Regions from separate parts of the Homo sapiens genome. Here region 2 is linked to region 1. A link is an interaction called in ENCODE POLR2A ChIA-PET data of the cell type or tissue named here. Cell type or tissue: CD4-positive, alpha-beta T cell. All regions are shown on one strand. Links, peaks and the distances in the headings refer to the core of each region. The heading gives the core; the rest is flanking DNA. Region 1 overlaps ZNF710 (zinc finger protein 710). Region 2 has its middle 24 kb from the start of ARPIN-AP3S2.

What was found. ChIA-PET counts read pairs that join two places held together with the same protein. Peaks named below come from ENCODE experiments on the same cell type or tissue, not always from the same donor. Only the 100,000 strongest peaks of a DNase experiment are listed, where the experiment ranks them.
Region 2: POLR2A ChIA-PET joins it to region 1 with 7 read pairs; 7 of 35 experiments call an interaction of 5 or more read pairs at or near these places.

Annotation. Positions count from the first base shown.
Region 1 is chr15:90,008,800-90,018,268 of GRCh38, reverse strand. All of the region lies in intron 1 of ZNF710 (zinc finger protein 710), which reads right to left. Among named protein-coding and RNA genes, the nearest start is that of MIR3174, 6.8 kb to the right of the region's middle. In CD4-positive, alpha-beta T cell, for the core only: no CTCF peak of the experiment used is centred there; DNase peaks (open chromatin) are centred at 1,329 and 4,658; H3K4me3 peaks cover 408 bases.
Region 2 is chr15:89,932,133-89,941,601 of GRCh38, reverse strand. It overlaps the pseudogene LOC100421368. Among named protein-coding and RNA genes, the nearest start is that of ARPIN-AP3S2, 24 kb to the right of the region's middle. In CD4-positive, alpha-beta T cell, for the core only: no CTCF peak of the experiment used is centred there; a DNase peak (open chromatin) is centred at 5,371.

The DNA.
Region 1 (9,469 bases), core at 690-8,689:
TGAATCCGGGAGGCGGAGGTTGCAGTGAGTCGAGATCACGCCACTGTCCTCCAGTCTGGGTGACAGAGCAAGACTCCATTTCAAAAAAAAAAAAAAAAGAAAAAAGAAAAGAAAAGCCCCAAAACAGGGATTTGGAAGAGAAATTCTAACAAGCTCTGTAATTGAAGCAAAAGAACACAGCTGATGTTACACAGAAGTTTTTCTGGGGGAGACAGAACACAAGAAGATGATGGAGCAGAATGCTGGGTAGGACGTCCAGAGCGCTCACAGCACACTGTGAGTGAGAAGCTAGCCTTTGCTAAGAGAGATGCCCTGGAGCCCAAGGAAGGAGATTCCATAGGGCATGGCCTTAATTATTCAAGCACCAGGAAAACCTGAGGAGCAGTGGGGAGGTGTCTCAATGTTGCCGGTCCCTTTATGATCAAAAGCCAAAAGCTTTAAAGTCTATTTCAGATATCAAAATGCATCCATTTGGGAACCGTTTCCTGGGTGCTTCCCATCCATTCTCGAATTCTGCAAACAACTGGGCACTGATGAGTATAAACTTTCCAGGGGAACAGCACCATGCTGTTCAAGACACTCCCACCTTCACCAAGTAACCAAACAAAAGTGGACAGGATGGGTCATTAGGATGCATCCCTTGCAAGATGCCAAGCAGTATAGTGACAGGATGTTGGACATGCCAGCTCAGGCCCACAGATCCCGAAAACTTCCTACCCCCGAGAGCATTCCTCAGCCCAAAAGGACCCTGCTTCTTTCTTAAAGAATGATGACTCCAAGTTAGAAAATAAATATGGCACCACACACAAGGACAGCCGGAGCTGGATGATTTTGTATCTCTTAAAGACATCAAATTCTTCCCCTGGTGAAGCTATAGCCTGTAAATTACAGCCTTGTATTATATATGGCCAACACTTTCAGCTTTGTTCTCCATACAGCATTTCTCATCAGCAAGGAGGAAGCAGTCAATACCCTACTTTGAAAAACAGCACAGGTGGTTCTGGGAAACAAATAATAAAAATGCACCTCTCCCTCCCTTTAATTAAAGACATGCTATCCAATGGCACTTCTGAATAGAAAAATATTTTTAAAAAGTTATTCTCCCAGAATCTTCCAAGTACCAAGTGCCTTTACCCCTAAAAAGTTCCCTGCCATAAAACAAAGTGAATGCACCAGCTTAGGGAGCCAGGAAATGCTCCCTCAGCACCTGGCAGCAGCTGGCACCTACCTGAGGCCAGTTTACAGACAGAAAGAAAAGCTCCCTTGAAATAACGCTAAGGTTCAGACATTCTGATAAAAGCTGGGAACTTCAAAGGCAGGACTGCAGAGCCAATCCGTAATCCTCCTCGAAGTGTCTGATGTGGCTGGCTGGGCTCTGGGCTTGCCTTTACCACCTACTGCCTGAGCTTTTGCCCCGTAGGCACAAGCCAGCTGCAGAGGCAGGAGTGGAAGTTTCTTTACAGTCACTCCCTTTGCAGAGATGGGTCTAGGCTATGGTGTATGGCCATTTGTCCTTGACCAATGAAATGTTGGTTAAAAAAAACAAGAGGCCAGGCACAGTGGCCCACGCCTATAATCCTTGGGAAGCCAAGGTGGAAGAATCACTGAGGCCGTTAGCTTGAGACCAGCACAGACCCCACCTCTACAAAAAATTTAAAAATGAGCCAGGCATGATGGTACATGCCTGTAGTCCCAGCTACTTGGGAGGCCGAGGCAGGAGGATCACTTGAGCCCAGGAGTTTGAGGCTGCAGTGAGCTATGATCGTACCACTGCATTCTAGCGTGGGTGACAGAGTGAGACCTGTCTCAAAAAAATAAAATAAATATAAGAAAGCAAGAAAAGAAAACTGACAGAGATGAGTCCAATGGCTCTGGAGTCAGGACTGAATTCAATGCCAGGTTCCAAGGCTAACTCTCTCCATGAACTTGGGCAAGTCATTTCAGACTTCTGAGCTTCAGTTTCTCGGTCTAAAAATGATAACCTTGCACCAGTTTCTGGAGAGTATTAACTGAAATCGTCTATGTGAAAATGCAGAGCAAAGGTGAAAGACTTCTTCCCCACCTCCGCCTACCCTCCTTTCTTTCTACCCATCCTTTTTTCCTTCTTTAAAAAAAATTATTAGGTAGTATGTGCACAAGGTACAAGATTCAAAATACAGAAAAAGATACACCATGAAAAGTCAGCCCCGACTGTGGGAAACCACTGTTACCAGCCTCCTAGATATCCTTGCGGAGCTACTGCATAAGCAGGCATTCTATCCCTCTCTCTCACTTAAAATGTCTTAGTTGGTACATAGTGTACATTGGTACATAGGGCGTGTCCATTCTTTATTACAACTGCACAGAATTGCATCGTATGGCATTGGGCGCGGTGACTCACGCCTGTAATCCCAACACTTTGGGAGGCTGAAGGGGGGATTGCTTGAGTCCAGGAGTTCGAGACCAGCCTGGGCAATATAGTGAGACCTTGTCTCTACAAAAAATTTAAAAATTAGCTGGGTGGGTTTTCTCAGTATTTACGGGCATGCGCCTGTGTTCCCAGATACTTGGGAAGCTGAGGTGGGAGGATCGCTTAAGCCTGGGAGGTCGAGGCTGCAGCGGGCTGTGACTGCGCCATTGCACTCCAGCCTGGATGACAAGAGCAAGACCCCGTCTCAAAAAAAAAAAAAAAAAGAATTGCATTGTATGGTGGCTGGATAATTTATTTACCAGTTCTCTAGTGACGGACATTCTGGCTGTTTCCTTTCTCTTTTCCTTTTACAAGCAATGATGCAATTAACTATCTTGAAAAATGCATCATTTCACACATGTACAATTTATCTGTTAAGAGAAATTTCCAAAAGAGAAATTGCCCGTGCACTTTTAATTTTAATAACTATTGCCAGAATTTCCTCCATAAAAGTTGTACTGATTTACACCTCTATCAACAACTATGAGAGTATCTGTTCCCCACCAACACATCTCCACAGAAAACTTGTGTTTCTCTTATTGCTAGTGGGCTCTCACATTCTCATATGGTTCAGAACCTTTTCTGTGAACTGTCTGTGTTTTTAGCCTGCTTTAAAAATTTGGTTGATGGGCCAGGCGCAGTGGCTCATGCCTGTAATCCCAGCACTTTGGGAGGCTGAGGCGGGTGGATCACCTGAGGTCAAGAGTTCAAGACCAGCTTGACCAACATGGAGAAACCCCATCTCTACTAAAAGTACAAAATTAGCTGGGGTAGTGGTGCATGCCTGTAATCCCAGCTACTCAGGAGGCTGAGGCAGGAGAATCGCTTGAACCTGGAAGACAGAGGCTGCGGTGAGGCAAGATCGCGCCATTGTACTTCAGCCTGGGCAACAAGAGCAAAACTCCATCTCAAAAAAAAAAAAAAAAAAATTCAGTTGATGGTCTTTTTCTTAATGACTTGTAGGAACTCTTTAGATATTAAGGAAATGGAAATGAGCTCCATGATATATGTTGCAAAAATGCTTTCCCAATTTTGAGAACTGGGAGACTCCTTTGATTTTATGATGGATTCTGCCAAGAAGAAATTCTTTACTTGCATAGGGTCAAATATATTAATTTTTTCTCTTATGACTTCTGGGTTTTAAGTCATTCTTAGAAAGTACTTTCTCCAAGTTCATTTTTAAAAATATTTACCATCTTTAACCCAACTGAAATTTATTTTGTTTTAATGTGTTCGTTTTTTAGATGGCCATCTAGTTAAACCAGGTCATAATTTTTTAAATGCCATCTTTTTTTTTTTTTTTTTTTAAGAGATAGGGTCTCACTATGTTTCCCAGACTGGATTCAAACTCCCGGGTACAACTGATCCTCCCACCTCAGCCTCTAGTGTAGCTGGGATTACAGGAACACACCATCATGCCTGGTTCTGCCATCTTTATTTTATATTAACCCATCTTGAAGTCCCTTCTCCTTCCTCTCTTCCAACTCATGCCCAGTTACCTCAGAATTACACTCTTTCTTACCACAGCCCTCCCATCCCTTCATTCAATTTGTGAGTCAAGAGTTGATCCATGGTACTGTGACTGACAGCCACACAGCTGCATCGGATGTCAGTGTCTTAGAACAAGTAGAGACCTCAGAGCATCCTTTCATTTTACAGCTAAGGATACTGAGATCCAAAGAGGTAAACTGGCTTTGTCCAAGACCGGGGGTGCTTGGGCTTGTGATTTTTTTTTTTTTTATTACTATTCAAAAAGAAGAGAAGTACTGGTTTTGCCATAAATTCTATTTGATCAATAAATATCTATGAAACAACTACTCTGCACAACAGTGAGCCAGGAACTGGGGCTCCAGAAATAAATGATACAGCTCTGGGCTTTCAAAAAGCTCAGAATCCAGTGTGGGGTCCGAACGTGTACACTCACAGACTAATAGGTAATGCAACAGTGGCCTGTGAACGCTGTGAATGTGGAAAGACCAGATAATTTTGCAACATATGGTGTGGGGAAGGCTCAAGAGATACTGAGTTTTTAATTGGACCTGAAATGATTAGGACTTTGACCAAAAATCGAGAGAAGGCATTTGGCAATATAGCGACAATGGGACAAAGGAGAGCGTCTGGTGATATGTATTCAGGAAGGAAGTAATCTTAGTGTTAGCTGTGGGTGGAGTTTTAAAAAAAAGGTTCCTCTGAGAATCTGTGGTCATTGGCAGGCTCTTATGTGGGTTTAGGTTCTGGTTGTCAAAACTGCAAGCTAAGAATTATAGAGAAATGAATCCATCTGTAGGCCCTTCAGGTACCTAGCAGAAGGAAACACACATCCTCCCTGAGAAGGGACTCTCATCCTATACCTCAAAGAATTCTCACAGATAGAATCCTAATAAGCATAAGCTTGCAATCAAAAATCACACAACACCTGGCCAGGCACAGTGGTCACACCTGTAATACCAGTACTTTGGGAGGCCAAGGTGGGCAGATCACTTGAGGTCAGAAGTCCGAGACCAGCCTGGCCAACATGGTGAAACCCCATCTCTACTACAAATACAAAACTTAGCCAGGCATGGTGGTGGACACACCTGTAATCCCAGCTCCTCAGGAGACTGAGCCAGGAGAATCACTTGAACCCGGGGGAGGTGGAGGTTGCAGCAAGCCGAGATTGTGCCACTGCACTCCAGCCTGGGCAACAAGAATGAAACTCCATCTCAAATGAATAACTAAATAAATAAACAAACAAAAAGCAAAAATCACAGAACACCTAAGGAACACACCCTCATGAGTGGAAGTCAGCAGAAGCATCAAACAATACAACTATAATTGCAAATACTTTAGATATTAGATTTATTGGATACAGAATACAAAATAAACGTGTTTAATATGATTAAAGAAATAAAGTGAGGAATTAAAAAACACAAGGAGTAAGAGATTGTTTTTTAAAAGACCGAGCATATTTGAAAAATAATAAAATAGAAACCCAGAAATAAAAAAAAATAATCATTCACATTACAAGCTCAATGGATGAGCATCAAAAATAACAACTGCAATGGAGTAAAACACATTAGATATATTAAATCTATGAGTTAATATTGATATTAAAAATACCTCAGTGAAGGGCTAAACAGGGATTAGAGATAACTAAAGAGAGAATTAGTGACCTAGAAAACAAGAAATTACCCCTTCATTGCTCTGTTCATGGAAAAAAAAATTACCCTGAAAACACCCGGAATAAAAAAAGATTAAAAATGAAAAAGTTGGCCAGGCATGGAGGCTCACGCCTGTAATCCCAGCACTTTGGGAGGCCGAGGCGGGTGGATCACAAGGTCAGGGGATCGAGACTATCCTGGCTAACACGGTGAAACCCCGTCTCTACTAAAAATACAAAAAATCAGCCAGGTGTGGTGGCGGTTGCCTGTAGTCCAGGGGAATGGTGTGAACCCGGGGGGCGGAGCTTGCAGTGAGCCAAGATTGTGCCACTGCACTCCAGCCTGGGAGACAGAGCAAGACTACAAAAAAAAAAAAAAAAAAAAAAAAATGCACACTCAAAACAACCACAGAGAAGAATTTATCTAAGGGAACAATACTTGGGCTACCAACTTCTTTTTCTTTTTTTTTTTCTTTTGAGATGGAGTCTCCCTCTGTTGCCAGGCTGGAATGCAGTAGCGCCATCTCAGCTCACTGCAACCTCTACCTCCCGGGTTCAAGCGATTCTCATGCCTCAGCCTCCCGAGTAGCTGGGACTACAGGCACACGCCACCACACTTAGCTCATTTTTGTATTTTTAGTAGAAACAGGGTTTCACCATGTTGGCCAGGATTGTCGCAATCTCTTGACCTCATGATCCACCTGCCTCAGCCTCCCAAAGTGCTGGGGTTACGGGCGTGAGCCACCACGCCCAGCCCCCAGCTTCTTAATATCAACAATGAAAGCCTGAAGACAGTGGAATGACGCTTGTAAATACTGAGAAAATAATGGTCAGGCTAATGTTTTATACCCAGCAAAACTATCTTTTAAGAGTAAGGATGAAGCCATTATTATATATATTCTAGGCTAAAAAAAAGAAGAAGAAGAAAAAAAAGAATAAGGATGAAATAAGATTTCAGCCAAACGGACACTGAAAGCTTATGACTAAAAGACCTTTGCCACATGATGTTCTGATCCCAGAAAGAAGACCTGAGATGAAAGGGAAAATGTGAGTAAAAGGTAAATATGTGGAAAATAAAAACAAAGGATTAAGTGTATATAACATTATAATTAGAGTCCAATTTGTGGGATTAAAGACAGAAACATAAACCATTGTATGACAATGGAATGTGGGGAGGGACAGTGGTGACTTTATATAAAGCATTCTAAGGTCTTTACATTGTTTGAAAAAAATATATAGACACCAACTGAACATTACACAGTCTGCCTTTCAGGCCAGGCACGGTGGCTCACACCTGTAATCCCAACACTCTGGGAGGCCGTGGCAGGAGCATGGGTTGAGGCCAGGAGTTCGAGACCAGCCTGGGCAACATAGCCAGAACTGCCTCTAAAAAATAAAACCAGCCAGGAGTGGTGGTTCCATGCCTGTAGTCCCAACTACTCAGGAGGCTAGGCCGGGCGCAGTGGCTCACGCCTGTAATCCCAGCACTTTGGGAGGCCGAGATGGGTGGATCACGTGAGGTCAGGAGTTCAAGACCAGCCTGGGCAACATGGTGAAACCCCATCTCTACTAAAATACAAAGATTAGCCAGGCATGGTGGCACATGCCTGTAATCCCAGCTATTTGGGAGGCTGAGGCAGGAGAATTACTTGAACCCAGGAGGCAGAGGGTGCAGTGAGCCGAGATTGCACCATTGCACTCCAGCCTGAGCAACAGAGTGAGACTCCGTCTCAAAAAAAAAAAAAAAAAAAACAAAAAACCAACAACAATAAAAAACAGAAGTTCAAATTCAAGGCCAACTACTCAAGAGGCTGAGGAGAGAGAATTACTTGAGCCCAGTAAATCAAGGTTACAGTAAGCTATGATCCTGCCACTACACTCCCACCTGGGTGACACAGCAAGATCCTTTCTCTAAAAATAAAAAATTTTTAAAAAGAGTATATGAGTTTCAAAGCAGTAGAGAAAAAACGGACTGAAGGAAAGAAAAAAATCTTTCAATCAATTCAAAAGAATGAACAGAAGAATCAGAAAAAGAACACATAGAAAACACCAAATACGATGGTAGAAAGAAATCTGCATCCTGTTTTGGCCAGGTGCGGTGGCTCACACTGTAATCCCAGCGCTATGGGAGGCTGAGGCAAGTGGATAGCCTGAGCTCAGGGTTCAAGACCAGCCTGGGCAACATGGAAAAACCCCATCTCTACAAAAAATAAAAAAAATAAAAATTAGCCAGCTGTGGTGGTGCATGCCTGTGGTCCCAGCTACTTGGGAGGCGGAGGTGGGAGGATCACTTGAGCCTAGGAGGCGGAGGTTGCAGTGAGCTGAGATCTGCCACTGCACTCCAGCCGAGGTGACAGAGTGAGACCCTGTCTCAAAAAAAAGAAATCCATCTATTTCCAAAACCATAACAAATGCAAATGGCTTGAACTCTCTGGTTAAAGAGCACAGATATCAGACTAGATTAAAAACAAAAGGAAATCCAGCCCTAGGCTGTCTACAGGAGACATGAGGACAGGGATCATAGGCCAAGAGTCCTATACAGGCTGAAACCACAGTCATGGTAGGTAAGCAAGTAGCAATGAACTGTGGCCAAGGCACCAAAGCATAGCAACAGGAAAGAATGGTACAAAAAAACAGATGAGAGAGGTAGGAAAAGGACCCAGAGTGATGAGCCAGACCCAAGGTGGAGAAGACTATTCATGACAATAACTGCTATGGAGAAGTCAGGTAAGAGGAAGTCACAAGATGGGCCACCGGGCAGTCAGGTAAGAGGAAGTCACACAAGATGGGCCACTGGGCATGAGTAGGTGGCCAGGGACCTCTAGGAGAGCCAGCTGGAGTGAGAGTGGGCTGGGCTGAAACGCTCCACTGTTGTTGAGCTGGCAAGGAGAAGAGGGGGAGAGAGGAAGTGGGGACAGAGTGGACTCTTCTTTGTGAAATCCTAGGGTAAAGAGAAGTGACACAGGTTGGGGTTGGGGAGGGAGAGAGAGGTGTGACTGTAGCTGTAGGTAGAGAATTAAGGCATAGGAGGATGTGGGGTGCCCAGACCTAGGGAGGAAGCCAGGGCAGGACACAGAGGAACAAGCAGTGGGGCTGATGGTGGGCACATGGGGAATGGACCAGGGAAGTGGGCACAGATTTCCCAGGTTGGGGCAGGGGTGGGCAGGGCTGCTTCAAGGAGTGCTGTGTAGTGGGAGGACAGGAAGAGTTCTGAATTTCAGAGGTGACCTGCTTCTGGGTAATGGCAAGTCTACAGTCTTGTGATTTGCAGCTACAGAATGGAGCCACGATGGGAAGCGATGGCTTGTGAGCCCAGGGCCCGAGGATCGGACATCACAGAGTGAGATTAAACTGACCAGCACTACCAGCTTCCAAAGGGTACCTGATGCTTCTCAAGGGGCCAGCTTGGACTTGGTCCTTGCGAGGACATTCTGATGTGCCCCAGGTTTTAGCCGTTGTCTTTTACCAAACACATGCAGGACAGTCTTCCCAGTCTGGAAGCCCATATCCTTGCAGTCCCACCGAGAACGGGATGGGGTCCGGGATGGCATTTCAGGTACCATCCAGAAGACAAAAACACACATAACCAAGAGTTATCACAAAAGTTATAGTTTCCCATTTAAATGCGGAGGGTGGACATTCCTGCTTTCTGTAGTGACCATTCTAACTTCATTTCGATTCCATATATATAACATGCTGGGGGCAGGGAAAGAAGAAAGGGAAAATAGTTGGGTCGCAATATGATCACTTATTCTCAGCTTCCGACTACACTAAAAATCCTCACATTTCCAACAGTTTTCTTAGTTCTCCCAGAAATAAACACACAATAGAGCATATGTATTTAATATCAGAAAATCCTTTACAATGGTGATTGCGAAAGA
Region 2 (9,469 bases), core at 604-8,603, 77 kb after region 1:
AAGGGAGTGAACACCAACAGGTGGGGATCACTGGGGACCCTCTTAGTGTCTGTCTGCCACAAATTCCTAATTTTTCTTGTTGAAACACATCCTCTAATAATTCTTTCATATGTGGTTCTTGGCTGGTAAAATGTTTTAGATCTTGGCCGGGCGCGGTGGCTCATGCCTGTAATCCCAGCACTTTGGGAGGCCGAGGCGGGTGGATCACCTGAGGTTGGGAGTTCGAGACCAGCCTGACCAACATGGAGAAACCCCGTCTCTACTAAAAATACAAAATTAGCCGGGTGTGGTGGTGTGCGCCTGAAGTCCCAGCTACTCGCGAGGCTGAGGCAGGAGAATCACTTGAACCCGGGAGGCGGAGTTTGCGGTGAGCCAAGATCACGCCACTGCACTCTAGCCTGGGCAACGAGAGCGAGACTCTGTCTCAAAAAAAAAAGAAAAAAAAGTTTTAGATCTCAAAGGTCTGAAATGGACGTGTTTTGTTCTCCACTTGGTGGATAGTATATGTGGGGATAGATTTCTGGGCTCATAATGTTTTTCCCCCTTGTAAGGCCGAGGTGGGCAGATCACCCGAGGTCAGGAGTTTAAGACCAGCCTGGCCAATGTGGTGAAATTCCGTCTCTACTAAAAATACAAAAATTAGCCGGGCATGGTGTCAGATGCCTGTAATTCCAGCTACTCGGGAGGCTGAGGCAGAAGAATTGCTTGAACCCGGGAGGTGTAGGTTGCAGTGAGCCGTGATTGCACCATTGCACTCCAGCCTGGGCAACAAGAGTGAAACTCCATCTCAAAAAAGATAATAAGAAAAATAAAAATAAACGTTTTTTCCCCCTCAGACTTTGTCATTATCTTCTTGCATCCAGTGTTACCAAAAGAAGAGCTGATGCCAATCCAATTTTTTGTCCCTTTTTAGTTGATCTGTTTTTCCTCTCTTAAGGAAGGATTTCTTTAAAAAAGTATTTTTAGAGATGGGTGTTTCACTATGTTGCCCAGGCTGGTCTTGAACTCCTGGCCTCAAGTGGTCTTCCCGCCTCAGCCTCCCAAATAGCTTGGATTACAGGCGCATGCCGCCACAACCCACTCCAAGACTTATCTTTTATCTCTGATATTGTGAGATGTCACCACACTGTCACTGGGTACAGTTCATTTGTTTTTTTTTTTCTTTTTTTAATTGACAAATAAAATTGTACATATATGGTGAGCAACATGATGTTTTGAGATATGTAAACACTGTGGAATAGCTATATCAAGCTAATTAATGTATGCATTACTTCACATACTTATTTGTACTAAGAACACTTAAAATCTACTCTCTTAGCAATGTTCAAGTATATAGTACGTTGCTTTCGACTATAGTCACCAGGTTGTACAATAGGTCTCTTGAACTTATATTTTCTGTCTAACTGAAATTTTGTATCCTCTGACCAACATCTCCCCAGTCCCTGGCAAACACCATTCTATTCTCTGCTTCTATGAGCTTGACTTTTTTACAGTTCACATACAAGTGAGATCATTCAGTATTTGTCTTTCTGTGTCTGGCTTATTTCACTTCACATAATGTCCTCCAAGTTCATCCATAGCAACATAGAAAGACTTCACCTCTACAAAAACATTGTTTCTTAATTAGTTGTTGCAAATGACAGGATTTCCTTGTCTTTAAAGGCTGACGGGTGCAGTGGTGCCTGCCTGTAATCCCAGCACTTTGGGAGGCCGAGGAGAGCGAATTGCTTGAGCTCAGGAGTTTGAGGCCAGCCTGGGCAACATGGTGAAACCCTGTGTCTGCAAAAAAATACAAAAATCAGCTGGGCATGGTAGCACATGCCTGTAGTCCCAGCTCCCCGGGAGGCTAAGGTGGGAGGATTGCTTCAGCCTGGGAGGTCAAGGCTGCAGTGAGCTGTATTTGTGCCACTGCACTCAAGCTGGGGTGACAGAGTGAGACCCTATCTCAAAAAAGAATAAAAAATGAAAGAAAGAAAGAAAGAAAGGAAAGATGGAAGGAAGGAAAGAAAGAAAGAAAAGAAGAAAAGAAAGAAAGAAAAGAAAGAAAGAGAGAAAGAGAGAAAGAAAGGCTGAATAGTATTCCACTGTGTATGTATACCAACATTTTCTTTTTTTTCTTTTTTTTTCTTTTTTTTTTTTGAGACAGAGTCTTGTTCTGTTGCCCAGGTTGGAGGGCAGTGGCATGATCTCAGCTCACTACAACCTCCGTCTCCTGGGTTCAAGTGATTCTCCTGCCTCAACCTCCTGAGAAGCTGGGACTACAGGCACATGCCACCATGTCCAGCCAATTTTTTGTATTTTTTGTAGAGATGGGGTTTCACCATGTTAACCAGGATGGTCTTGATCTCCCAATCTCAGGTGATCCGCCCACCTTGGCCTCCCAAAGTGCTGGGATTACAGGTGTGAGCCACCACGCCCTGCCTATACCACCATTTTCTTTAACTATTCATCCATTGACAGTTAAGTTGATGACCTATCTTGGCTATTATGAATAGTGCTACAGGAAACATTGGAGTGCTGGTATCTATTTAACATACTGATTTCATTTCTTTGGGATATATAAATCACATATGGTAGCTTTATTTTTAAATTTTTGAGGACTCTCCATGGGTTTTTTTGTGGGGGAGACAGGGTCTTACTCTGTCACCCGGGCTAGAGTACAGTGGTGTGATCATAGCTCACTGCAGCCGTGGTCTCCTGTGCTCAAGCAATCTTCCCACCTCAGCCTCCTGAGTAGCTGGGTCCACAGGCACGTGACATCACACCCGGCAATTTTTTTTTTTTTTAAGTAGAGACAAGGTCTCAATATATTGCTCAGGGTGGTCTTGAACTCCTGAGCTCAAGCAATCCTCCTACTTGACTGGGATTACAGGTGTGAGCCACGTAGCCTAGCCATCTATCTATATATACTGTATTGTAGTGTATATAATTAATCTAAAGTCTCCCTGATTTCTCTGTTTCCTGAGTTTGGTATCTCTGTTTTAAGGTTGTGTTTTTCCTCAAATATTTTTTGATTCCTGGATGTGCGACTGTCTTTTGTATTTGAGCATCCTTGTTAGCTTTCACAGAAGACCTTGACAATGGGCTAGTCATAGGTATTGCTCACTTCTTGCTTCCTAAAGAGCAGAAAGTTAATTCAGTTTGGGCAATTGCATGTTCAGCCAGCTCAGGTAACAAATCATGATTGTTCTAAATCAATTGTTGTAATTCCAATTCCGTTTTTTTTCCAGCCTCTCTTGCAGCAGGGCTGATGTGTGACAAAGTTCTGGCCAATGAGATGTAAGTGGAAGCCTACTCAGGAATTTCTGGGAAAACTTTTACTTTATCATAAAAGGGACACTTTTATGAGTGAAAACTCAGTGACACCACATCTTTCCCTTCTTCCTTCGACATGATGTTGTGTCCGGAGTTGGTTCCTTCCAGTGGGTTTGTGGTCTGGCTGACTTGAAGAATGCAGCAGCAGACCTTTGCGGTAAGTGTTACAGCTCTTAAAGGCAGCACAGACCTGAAGAGTGAGCAGCAGCCAAGATTTATTGTGAAGAGCAAAAGAACAAAGCTTCCACAGTGTGGAAGGGGACCTAAGCAGGTTGCCACTGCTGGCTGGCCGGGCGGGGGGGGGGTGTGGGGGGGGGTGTGGAGGGGAGCTTTTATTCCCTTATTTGTCCCCACCCATGTCCTGATGATTGGTCCATTTTACAAAGTGCTGATTGGTCCATTTTACAAACCTTGGGCTAGCTACAGAGCGCCAATTGGTGCATTTTTACAGAGCACTGATTGGTGCATTTTACAAACCTCTAGCTAGCTACAGAGCGCTGATTGGTGCATTTTACAATCCTCTTGTAAGACAGGAAAGTTCTCCAAGTCCCCACTCGACCCAGGAAGTCCAGCTGGCCTCACCTCTCAATGTTATATCTGAAGTGCGGCAGCCATCACATGACCATAAGGAAGCTGTATACTAAGGATGATGAAGTGGAGAGGTAGAAAATCTGTTTTCTGTATAGCTTCCTTGAGTTAGAGACACTAAACCTGAAACCACCTATCTCTAGACATCTCGTGATGTAATTTAATTAAATGTCTTTTTTGCTTGAGTCATTATTAGTCAGATTTCTTATTATTTGCTAAACATTACTAACTAATGTGACCAGTGTGTGACACTGTGACTGTTTGCTACATCCTGAATCCAATTATTATGGTAGAGGAATGGGATACTTTGCTGGGTGGGTTGAGCAAGTAGCTTATGTTTTTCTCGTGTTGGTGGTCTTCCAGAGCACTGCCTTACTTTTTGAGCTCAAGTTTTCACCCTGCTACTCCTTTTTTGTTGTTGTTGTTACAAAATATTGAAAACTAATAAGATGTTTATTGAAAGAACAGCAACACAAGCCAAAATAAACCTATAACAATAGACATAATGAAACAAAAACCAAAATTCACTGGGGAGGAAAAAGATTTAAACAAACATCCTGGGAATTCCTATCTAGGGCACTCCTTTGTGTGCCAGGCGCCCATTATGTGTCAAACGTCATCTGATAACATCGGTGAAAAATCTTCATTCACACTTTCTTGGTGCAGAAGACATAGACCTGATGACGAAGTCACTGCGAAGTGGTTTCTGGAAGTGTTTTCTGGTGGCGTCTTAAGGTCGCGGGCCGACCGAAGGCTCTTGGACGCTTGGAACATATTTGTAGGATTTCTCTCCGGAGTGGATGCGCTGGTCCTCCTTCAGATTCGTCTTGTAGGTGAAAACTTTCTTGCAGTCTTTACATTTGAAGGGCTTCTCCCCTGTGTGGCTTCTCTTGTGGCACTTCAAGTAGGACTTCTGGGTGAACTGCTTCTGGCAGACGTCACACGTGTAGGGCCTCTCCCCAGTGTGGGTTTGCTGGTGAAATTGCAGGCCTATGCCCTGCCTGAAGCGCTTCCCACAGAGATTACATTGAAAGAATCTCTTTCCTGTGTGTGATCTCTTGTGGATGGCTAGCTTGCCTCAATACTTAAACCTCTTATTGCACACCTCACATGCAAAGAGCAGCAGTTCCTTAACTTCTTGGCCATCGGGGTGACTGACCGGGCCCGCAGGGCCTGGGGGATAGACTGAATTTATCTCAGCTTGTCCCTGTCACCCTGCTACTCCTGACTGCAGGCAGAGGCCTCTGCTGTCCTCTGTTTGGTACAAGCAGGGGAGGAAAGCAGGGAGCCAGACCCTTGTTCCTACTGTGATGCCTGAATTAACCACCTTCATGGTGCCCCAGAGCTTCCTCCTCTTCCCCGTATCTACCGTCTCCAAGCTTAGAGCCCCTAAGATGCTCTTGACTTGTAGAGCAATCTTTTCTTGCATGTGGTTTAGGCTGTGGTTTCCTCCTGTAGTCTAGCTTCATTCTCCTTCTGCCTTTCAGAGGTTCCTGATCATTTATGGTCTACTGAGAGCACTCTGTTTTCCAGTGTTGCCACTGTGTGTGTGTGTGTGTGTGTGTGTGTGTGTGTGTCTGTGTGTGTCTGTGTGTCTGTGTGTATCTATGTGCCTACTTCACATCTGATCCAAAAAGTGTGATTTGTATTCATGAAAAGAATAGGCCGGGTGCAGTGGTTCATGTCTGTAATCCTAGCAGTTTGGGAGGCAGAGGCAGATAAATCGCTTGAGCTCAGGAGTTCGAGACTAGCTTGGCCAACATGGCAAAACCCATCTCTACAAAAAAATACGAACATTAGGCAGACGTGGTGGTGTGTGCCTGTAGTCCAGGTACTTGGGAGGCTGAGGTGGGAGGATTGCTTGAGCCTGGGAGGCGAAGGTTGCAGTGAGCTGAGATCACGCCACTGCACCCCGGTCTGGGCAACAGAGCCAGGCCCTGTCTCAAAAAGAAAGAAAGAAAGAAAGAAAGAAAGAATAGTCAGCCTTATTTTTAAATATCTAAATTCTCTCTTCTAGGACTCTATCTGAAGAAATAGCAGAATTATAGTCGAAGTTTTATATTCAAAGATTTCCTTTCCAGCAGTATTTGTGTAATAGGATTAATATCTTACAAAGTATCAAAGAGCCTTTCCAAGTACAGAACCTTCTGTGTGTGGCTTGAAGCATCCAGCCTGCCTAGAGGCAGAAGAGGTGTGGGAAGTAAAAGTATTAAGGTTTACTAGAATTCATTATTTCTTTGAAATTGATACGTGTCCCTATAATCAATGTTTGCTGACAATAGCTGTTGGCCAGGCAGTAGTTTCGATATGGTTGTCATTGTCTGCATATATGAAAACTTGATCTGAAAACCTTCTATTAACACCTTCTATAAGATTAAAAGAAGAAAAAGGGACAGGAGGTGCAGCATAAAAACCTGCAGAATGAGGCCAGGCGCAGTGGCTCACGCCTGTAATCCCAGCACTTTGGGAGGCTGAGGCGGGTGGATCACTTGAGGTCAGGAGTTCGAGACCAGTCTGGCCAACATGGTGAAACCCTGTCTCTACTAAAAATACAAAAAATTAGCCAGGTATGGTGGCGGGCACCTGTAATCCCAGCTACTCAGGAGGCTGAGTCAGGAGAATCGCTTGAACCCGGGAGGCAGAGGTTGCAGTGAGCCGAGATCGTACACACTGCACTCCAGCCTGGGTGACAGAGCAAGACTCTTTCTCAAAAAATGAAAAACAAAAAAACTTGCAGAATGAGTGTCAACAGTTGGGAAGGCAATCCCAGAGGCAGTGGTGGAGCACTGGATGAAGAGATCCCGTATCAACAACTCTCTCAATGCACAGGCAGCAATGCTGTATAGAAAGACACGGTCATTATCGACTTTGATATGAAAAGGGGTTCAGAAGAATCAATGTCTACATCAGTCTCTTCTGTAAAGAAGTTATAGAAATACCTTCCAACTATTTCACTGAGATTTTCCTTTTTACATATGCACAAGATGATATATAAAAATATATGTCTAAATAAGTCTAAAAAGAGCTTTTTGAATGAGTGTAAACCAAAATTCTAAATAAGAATGCATTGTTCACAATTTAATTGGCAGTTTGTTTTTCTTTCTTAGGAGTACCTAAAATAACAGTGCATCTTACAACTGATGGTGCTAGTTGTGGTGAAATGCAAAATTATAGAAAGTATGAGGAGAGGAGAAGTAATTAATATCTAGTTCTGACATTCAAAATAGATTATGCAGCAAGACATTAGCCTTGCAAAATAGGTGTTTGTCTTAAGAGATCTTCCAAATTATTTTCTTTTGATCCTACGCACAGATATCCTTTAGCACTTCAACAACCAAGACCAGAGGACTTAGCCTGTAGAGTTGTCCCCTAAGTGGAAAAGAGAGCCCTTTCAGCCTAGATTGTGGGCCTCAAGGCTTGCTGCCTCGCTGGAGGGATGTGTGTGGCAGAGCAAGGTGGAAGCCTGCCTGTTTGAGGCCATGGGGAAAGTGGGAAGAAGAAAGCAGTGAAGGGCCGGGTTCGGTGGCTCACTCCCAGCACTTTGGGAGCCCAAGGTGGGCGGATCACTTGAGGTCAGGAGTTCGAGACCAGCCTGGCCAACATGGTGAAATCTCGTCTCTACTAAAAATACAAAAATTAGCTGGGCGTGGTGGTGCATGTCTGTAATCCCAGCTACTTGGGAGGCTGAGGCATGAGAATAGCTTGAACCCAAGAGGCAGAGGTTGCAGTGAGCTGAGATTGCACCACTGTACTCCAGCCTGGGTGACAGAGCAAGACTCCGTCTCAACAACAAAACAACAACAAAAAAAGGCAGCAAAGGAGGAGAGGGATTCAGGCAGAAATGCGACCAGAGTTAGAGAAGTCAGTAACTCAGCGATACCCATGGTGAGGGGGGCTTTGCCTCTCTTCTGCTTGGAGCCCCTGAAGGAGGCTGCCTTAGAGGAAGCCCTGTAACTCTCCGAGGCACAGTCTCATCAATTAAGGCACAGTTTGAGCAGGCAGAGCAAGGATCTGAGCTTCAGCCTTCCTGAACTTCTGTACAGCCCCCATGGGGTGAATGGGATCCTGATGTCACTAGGGTGGGCTGTGAAGTTGCCAGAGGGGATCACCCTGGATTCAGAAGAGGCCTGAGCAAACCCACAGCCAAAGACCCCTCGGCCTCCCTCCCACTCCTGCCCCTGGGATCTCAGCAGCCACAGTCCTGCCCCTAATACTCCCCGGCTGCCACTTGGGACAGGAGCGGAAGCTGGACTGCTTTTCTTAGAGAGACTGAGACCTGTGTATAAGGCTTACTGGATAGGACTAAGTTTTCAAGGTAACTTTTTCCCCCCACACTAACCAGAGAAGAGAACTTGGGAAGTAGAAAAAATAAAAGAACTGCATTTTTTTCTTTACATCCCAGATATAGTTGAGCTGCATTTTAAGACCCTGCTACATTTAGAAAAATGAAAGTGTGGAAACAAATATGTTGTGATAGGAGAATGATTTAACAAGTTACTACACATGCATAAAATGGATTTTTACACAGTTATTAAAATTATGTTTTTTAAATTTTGAATTTATTTAATTTAATTTAAAAAAACTAAATTATTCAATTTAATTTTTTTAAAAAACTAAATTAACTTAATTTTTTAAAAAAACTAAATTATTTAATTTAGTTTAATTTTTTTGGTTTTTTTTTTTTTAGATTTTAGAGACATGTATGTCTCTCTCTGTTGCTCAGGCTGGAGTGTGATGGCACAATCACAGCTCACCGTAGCCTTGAACTCCCGGGTTCAAGCGATTCTTATGTCTCAGCCTCCCAAGTAGCTGGGACTACAGACACCCACCACCATGCCCAGCTATTTTTTGTATTTTTAGTACAGACGGGGTTTCACCATGTTGGCCAGGCTGGTCTCAAACTCCTGGTCTCAAGTGATCCTCCCACCTCTGCCTCCCATAGTGCTGGGATTACAGGCGTGAGCCACCGCACCCAGCCCTGGCTAATTTTTTAAATGTTTTGTAGAGACAGGGTCTAGCTATGCTGCCAAGGCTGATCTTGAACTTCTGGCCTCAAGCCGTCCTTGAGGATCAAAAAGATAGAGTCCTTCTACAAGACCACTAGCCTGGACTCTGAAAAAAATGTCGATGACATGAATGTTAAAACAAGGCTGTGGGCTCTGAGCTCGGAGATGGTAGGTACAGGGAACAGAAGGAAGCTCTGGGACACCGGGAAGGTGGTTAATTCAGGCATCACAGTAGGAATAAGCGTCTGGCTCCCTGCTTTCCTCCCCTGCTTGTACCAAACAGGATAGCAGAGGCCTCTGCCTGCAGTCAGGAGTAGCAGGGTAGGAACTTGAGCTCAGAAGGTAGGGTAGTGCTCTGGAAGACCACCAACACTTAGGAGCAAGAAAAAGCTAAAAACATAAGCTGCTGATTCAAGACATCTTGATGGAGATGAGTGCTCCCAGACGATGAGGAAGATGACATTGAAGCAGCAATGCCAGAAAACAAATTGCCATTAGACAGTCTGGCAGAAGGGTTTCCATTAGTTAAGACTGCCTTGACTTCTTTTATGACATGGACC